Regions from separate parts of the Mus musculus genome. Here region 2 is linked to region 1. A link is a loop called in an ENCODE intact Hi-C map of the cell type or tissue named here. Cell type or tissue: heart. All regions are shown on one strand. Each heading gives the region's core, and the rest is flanking DNA. Links, peaks and the distances in the headings are about the cores only.

What was found. A loop is a pair of places that touch in the nucleus more often than their neighbours do. Peaks named below come from ENCODE experiments on the same cell type or tissue, not always from the same donor. Only the 100,000 strongest peaks of a DNase experiment are listed, where the experiment ranks them.
Region 2: it touches region 1 in a loop (12-fold over the local background); 4 of 42 quality-filtered maps call a loop at or near these places.

What each region holds. Positions count from the first base shown.
Region 1 is chr3:144,529,560-144,532,467 of GRCm38, reverse strand. The region is part of intron 1 of Hs2st1 (heparan sulfate 2-O-sulfotransferase 1); the gene reads left to right. Gm43560 (a long non-coding RNA gene) reads left to right here. Exons shown (of 2, transcript XR_003954573.1): 1 at 1-2,908. Among named protein-coding and RNA genes, the nearest start is that of Gm43560, 3.9 kb to the left of the region's middle. In heart, for the core only: a CTCF peak has its summit at 1,339 (motif pointing left); no DNase peak of the experiment used is centred there.
Region 2 is chr3:144,718,816-144,721,723 of GRCm38, reverse strand. Sh3glb1 (SH3-domain GRB2-like B1 (endophilin)) reads left to right here and starts at 1,389. Exons shown (of 9, transcript NM_019464.3): 1 at 1,389-1,742. The coding sequence starts at 1,671. In heart, for the core only: no CTCF peak of the experiment used is centred there; DNase peaks (open chromatin) are centred at 1,503 and 2,233; H3K4me3 peaks cover 2,039 bases; H3K27ac peaks cover 2,395 bases.

The DNA.
Region 1 (2,908 bases), core at 239-2,738:
GATGATGGCTAACTGACTTCTGAAGTCGTGAGTCTCTTCTGGGGCTCAGCTCTGGAAAACCTGGTGCAATGGAAAGGGGTCTTTTTTATGTTGGAAAGGGGCTGTATAAAGTTTCTTCCCATCTCAACCCCTTCCCTCCCTCCCTCCCTCCCTCCCTCCCTCCCTCCCTCCCTCCCTCCTTTCTTTCTTTCTTTCTTTCTTTCTTTCTTTTTACCAAAAACATATGGTTGGTAGCTAGCGCCAGGAAGGCTGAGCTGCAAGGATGGAAAATTCGAGACCAGCTTGTAAACCCTGCCTCCTAAAGGTTGAGAGGAAGGAGTAATACATATGTGCTCAACAGGCTTTAAGGCTAAATGTATTTTGGAGTCTCTTCTATAAGTATTCTTTACATACACACGCACACACATGCACACAGTCTCTCTCACACAAACACTCACTTAAATGAATAAGTTTAAGAGGAAGCAGTAGTCTAAATGTGCAGCTCCAGCTAGAGAGTGCAGATTGGTTTGGTTGGATGCTGAAGAGCAGTAACAATGGAGGATGTAGAAATACCATCTGAATTATACAGCGGATGGCAGAACTGTGTGTGCATCAGCTGCGTTAGCTGTGCATGGAAGTCAGGGTGGGTTTGCACAGCTATTCCTGTGCTGGTTGACTCTTCACTATTTGTCTCACAGTTGCAAACTTCTAAGTGATCTAAAAGCAAAGATTAGAAAACTCTGGGTCATATTTTAATGATGTATTCTTTCATTTTTAATTATGTGTATGTATGTATGTATGTATGTGCTTTTGCCCCCAGCCCATGCTGTGCTGCAGATCGGTGCCATAAGTGCCTGTACTGTAGCAGCCACTCGCACACAGCCCAGCACCTCCAGAATATTAAGTTTCCTTTCCATTGCTAACGTCATAAAGCTTTGATTTAAAAATGAGGACCTTTCCTTTCCATCAGACATGCTTTCCATTGCTTCTTTGTGTTGTTCTGTCCCTAATGTTCTTTCACTCTGTGATTCCAACAGTTCCCGCTGTAGCTGGGTTGCTCCTGAGGGTTAAGCTTCAGGAATCGCTCCAGCTCTTGTCTTCTTTTGTAGTTACCTCCTGACAGGTGGAGGAGGCTCTGCTCTTGGACTCTCACCACTCTCACTCCTGCCAGGCACGTCCTGACATTTCCTGGCTGACTCGCTTGCTTCTTACAGGTCGCTCATTACTTCTCACTGGAGGCTGGCAATTTCTCTGAGAATATCTGAGTCTCTGTGGGCCTTTCCCGGAGAACACTCTCTACTTTGTACCTTATAGTTATTTATATATTTGCATATTTAGTTTTGCAGAATAGCTACCTGCTGCCCTCTTCTGGCTTCATATTAGTTTGACCTTAAGTAAATTTTAATTATTGTCTTGGAGAGACCCATGGTTTCCCAAAACTGACTTGATTGAGAAAAATCACTTAGGTGAATTTTTCTTTTAAATTTGCAGTACATGGTTTTCCATTTTTAGAGATTCTATTTAATTAAGTATGGGGGGAGGGGGGTGGTTATTGGTAGAGTAACAAAAACAACACTTGGTGTTAAAAGTCTCCAGCCAGTTATTAAAATCTGACTGTAAGATAAGGAGGTAGTCCTTAGACACCTGGAGATGTAGTCCTCACACTTTAAAATGTCACAGGTAAAGAAATAGACAAGGAATATAGGACTTTACCTTCGTCAGAAAAAAAGAAAAACAAAAACAAAAAGAAAAAATGAATTTGGCAGAAAAAAAGGCCTGCTCCTGCCTGTGTTGGTTTGGTAATTTTACTCTAGTGACAGTCTTGGGAACTCTCAGCAATATTTATAGCAGCCAGGACTAAGGGACTTTGACACAGCAGCCAGGACTAAGGGAAGTTGACACTAATTTTATGGAATCTTAACCCACTATGTTTTGTTTTTTGAAATGCAAAGACAAACAGAACAAAAACAAAACAAAAGCCCTCTGATGCTAACAGCTTCTGGGGCTGTTCTCCAGCAAACTGGAGTTTGGGAGCACAGGCCCCAGGTCCAGCAGCCCAGCCACCCTCCAAATACACCCGCTGAAAGGATGAGCGGAGCTGAAAGGTAGAGGACAGAGATCTAACATGTTAGGAGGAACAAATGAAGGGCCCAGGGCCCCTTGTCGAATCACTGGGTACCAACATGAGCTTTGCATTCCTATAGAGAGGAGTTTTGGGGACACATTTGCATACTCAAGCACTTGTGGCTGGGCTACGGGCTGGTTGATTATTAGTTCTGATTCTGCAGGATGCCCAAAGAGGTCTGTACAACTGACTGTCAGCATGGCAAGATCAGACTGGTTCCTACAAGGCGCTCGCTTCTGCTCTCTTGTCCTTAGTGGTATTTGTCTCCACGTTGGAGAGTCTGTCCTTGGAGGATATGGTATTCTCGGGATCCAGGTCTTGTGCTGTACCTTCAGCCTTGGAAGGGGATGAGATAAGTTGGTAGACACTCCTTGAGAGATGCTCTTGCCTGTGCAGAGTGAAGTAGGAGTTCCATCCAGAGGCAAGGACCTAACAAAACAGTCATGCTAGGCTTCATTGCCTTTTAAAAAGTCTACTTGGTGACTCAAATGAGAAGTCAGTGTTTTTGTTTTTTTTTTTTTAAAGAAACCCTGATGAAAACATACACAAACATAACAGACAGAAAAACAGATTCTGCGTGTGTTTCTGTTTTGAAGTTCTGGCTCAGAGATAATGGTGTTTATATGGCTTGGGATTCTTTGTTTCTCTTTACCTTTGGTTCACTAACTGTAATTCTCCAATCTGAAGCATATGGATCTTCTAAACTCGTCTATGTCTGTAGACTGTTTAAATGCCTTTGATCTGCTATATGCTTTAAAATAGATAAATTCACATCTTGTGTGTATAATGTAAAACGTCTGTGTT
Region 2 (2,908 bases), core at 143-2,642, 190 kb before region 1:
TTTTTTTAACAGAGCACATTGCATTTATTCGATCGAACTGCCATTGTGAGGACCTAAATGGCCCAGTTCTCACTAACGATGTGAAAATGAAAGTTTACGAGCTGGGGGTTATGGAATGCTTGTTTTAAAGGAGAAAGGGACACTGAGCTGGTGTGTACTTTTGCCTCTCCCCTTCATTTCCTTTCTAATGTGAGAACATATGTGTGATATCTAGAGGTTCCAGAGGCATCTTGAAACACCAAAATGAAAGTTACATGATAAGACCTGTAAAACAGGATCTATTGGACAGTGGTTTGGTCCCCAGGATAAAGGAAGTGGGGAGAAGAAAAAGGAGGGAGGAACAAGAAAGAAAAACAAAGACAGGAGGGTGATGGGTTTGAAGCGGTCTTTGGATACCTGAAGCCAGGCTAGGTCGCATGAGGCCTTTTCTCAGAAAACAGAAACTAAATTAGCTGAGTGTAGTGTGGGTGTCTGGGTGGGTGGGTGTGGGGGGAAGGGCTCATGCCTTTATCACACAGCTAAGAGTTGGAAGGTTGAGGCCCTGCCAGACAGTAGGTACTCAGGAGTGAAGGAATGTATAACCGGATAGGAACCTTGTCTTTCTTCTCCATTGTCTCTCTGAAATGCTCTTATATACCTTCCCAGGGGATGGGAGATACTTTCTAAATATGCCTCAGATGACCACCAGCCACCAAAGGGACTGAACCCTTCAGCACCTACTCAATGCCTCACACACAATAGGTCCTCAACAGTGAGTCAAAGTATAATAGGGTAGGGGACAATGAAGACAATCCCGTTCAGCAAAGATTGGCTAGGTGTCTACCCAAGCCATAGGTAGCCTTTGACCCCAGACCCAATACAGGAAATCCGGGCCAATGATTCTATAGTGTCAGTTCTGTTTCCTTTTAAGGAACGTTTTGTCCATGCTTTTCTAAGGAACTTTTGTCCGGGCGATTCTGTCACAGACACTCACTGAGATGCTGTGGGAGGGAATCAGGGTGAGAGCCCAGGAGGCTCTCGTTCTGGTAAGAACTTCCACTGATGCTCTGACACTGGCTTGGTGCTTAGTGAGCTGTCAGGAGAGCCTCAGCCGCGGCTCCACCCAGTGGTGAATCCTCGGCCACCCTGCAGGGGTCGCTGTTCCCATGAGAACCTCTGCAGCGGCTCCACCCAGTGGTGAATCCTCGGCCTCCCTGCAGGGGTCGCTGTTCCCATGAGAACCTCTGCAGCGGCTCCACCCAGTGGTGAATCCTCGGCCACCCTGCAGGGGTCGCTGTTCCCGCGAGGACACCCCCGCCCCCCACCCCACGCCATCGGTGAGGCCACGCCCCCCTCCCGGCCGGCTGTTTTCCGCCGCGGTTGCACAGTCGCCGGGCGGCGGGGCGGGGCGGGGCCTTCCTCCGGACGCGACCTCGGTCCCCGTGGCTCGCAGCTGCTCGGCGACGCGACAGGCCCAGCGTGTGAGCGGAGAGGCGCGCGCTCGCGGGCGCCCGCCCTCTTCCCTCCCCCGCCTCCCCGCCAGGAAACGACAGCTGCGCGGGGCTGGCGCCGCCTCCCGCCACCTACCACGTCCGCCCCGCCGTCGCCGTCGCCCGGCGCCCCAGCCCGGCCGCGGCGCTCCCCGCCTCCCCGCTAGCGCAGCCGGCGGCTCTGCCCGGCTGCCGCCCGGCATGAACATCATGGATTTCAACGTGAAGAAGCTGGCGGCCGACGCGGGCACCTTCCTCAGCCGGGCCGTGCAGGTACGGCGGCGGCGGTTGGGGCCGGGCGGGGTGGTGGCGCCGGGGAGGGCGAGCGGAGGGCGGGTCGGGGACGGCGTCGCCCTGGTACCCAGGCCTGCCGATGGGCGCGGCCTGGCGCCCCTGCCCCGCTGGCCGTTTCCGCCTCGCTCGCCCGGCCGCCGCCGCCCCGCGCCCCGGCAGGCGAGTCGGGACGCGGCCCAGGGCGGACACCTTGGGTTCACCCCGGGGCGGAGGCCTCGGTGCCCCAGCCGGCGAGGCAGGGCACGCCGAGCACCTTGGCGCCACCCCCACCCTCCGCTGCGCTCGCTCTCGCCCTCCGGGCCGCGTCCGACCGAGAAGGGAGTTTCCTTTTCCTGCCCCTCAACGCAGAGGAGCTGCCAGCTCAGTTCCCACCAGCCCTCGCTGCTGCCCCTTGGAAGGATTGTCCCAGAGCTTAGCAGCCCGTGGGGGAGATGGAGATTGCCTGTCCCTGTCGGTGTCCCAGCTTCACCAAGGACGCAGGACACCTAGGATTAGGGGTGCCCTGACGCGTTCCCCAGATGGGCTATATAGAGCAGGGGTGAGAGGAGGACGCGATTCACGTTGTTGTCACATTGGAGGGGACCGGGCACGCTTGGCTTCAGGCGCACTTGGAAGGGAAAAGTTCACTGCGTCTCCTTATTCTGTGATTAAGGAAGTGTCAGCAATAGGGAACTTGGGCAGATTTTTTACAGTCAACACCCACATTATGCAAACTCAGTTAAATCTCGGAGCAGATGTCAATTTCACAACGTGGCTTGTAAACAATCTGGTATTGAAGTTAGTGACATAGGGTAGCAGCAGCCCTCTGTTCCGGAAAGAGAAAACAAAAGTAATGTCCCATGTGCCAAAATCCCACCGAACTATAAATCTCACGTGTGCTGCTTTATTTCTTGATTCATTTCATTTTACTGGCACTGTGAATATCATATTTCGTTATCCTTGGCAAAAGAATCGGACAGTTCCCCAGGGTAATGACTGCCTATCTTATGAAAAATAGTATGACGAGCAGTTTACTGTGCATTGAACGTACTAGCTGCAGCCCATCTCTGTCACTTTGCCAGAGAGGCATTGTTCGCCCTCCCTTAAAAAGGAAGCAGTCTTAGAGAGGGTAAATAAACTGGCTTGACTTGCTTGGCTAGCAGACA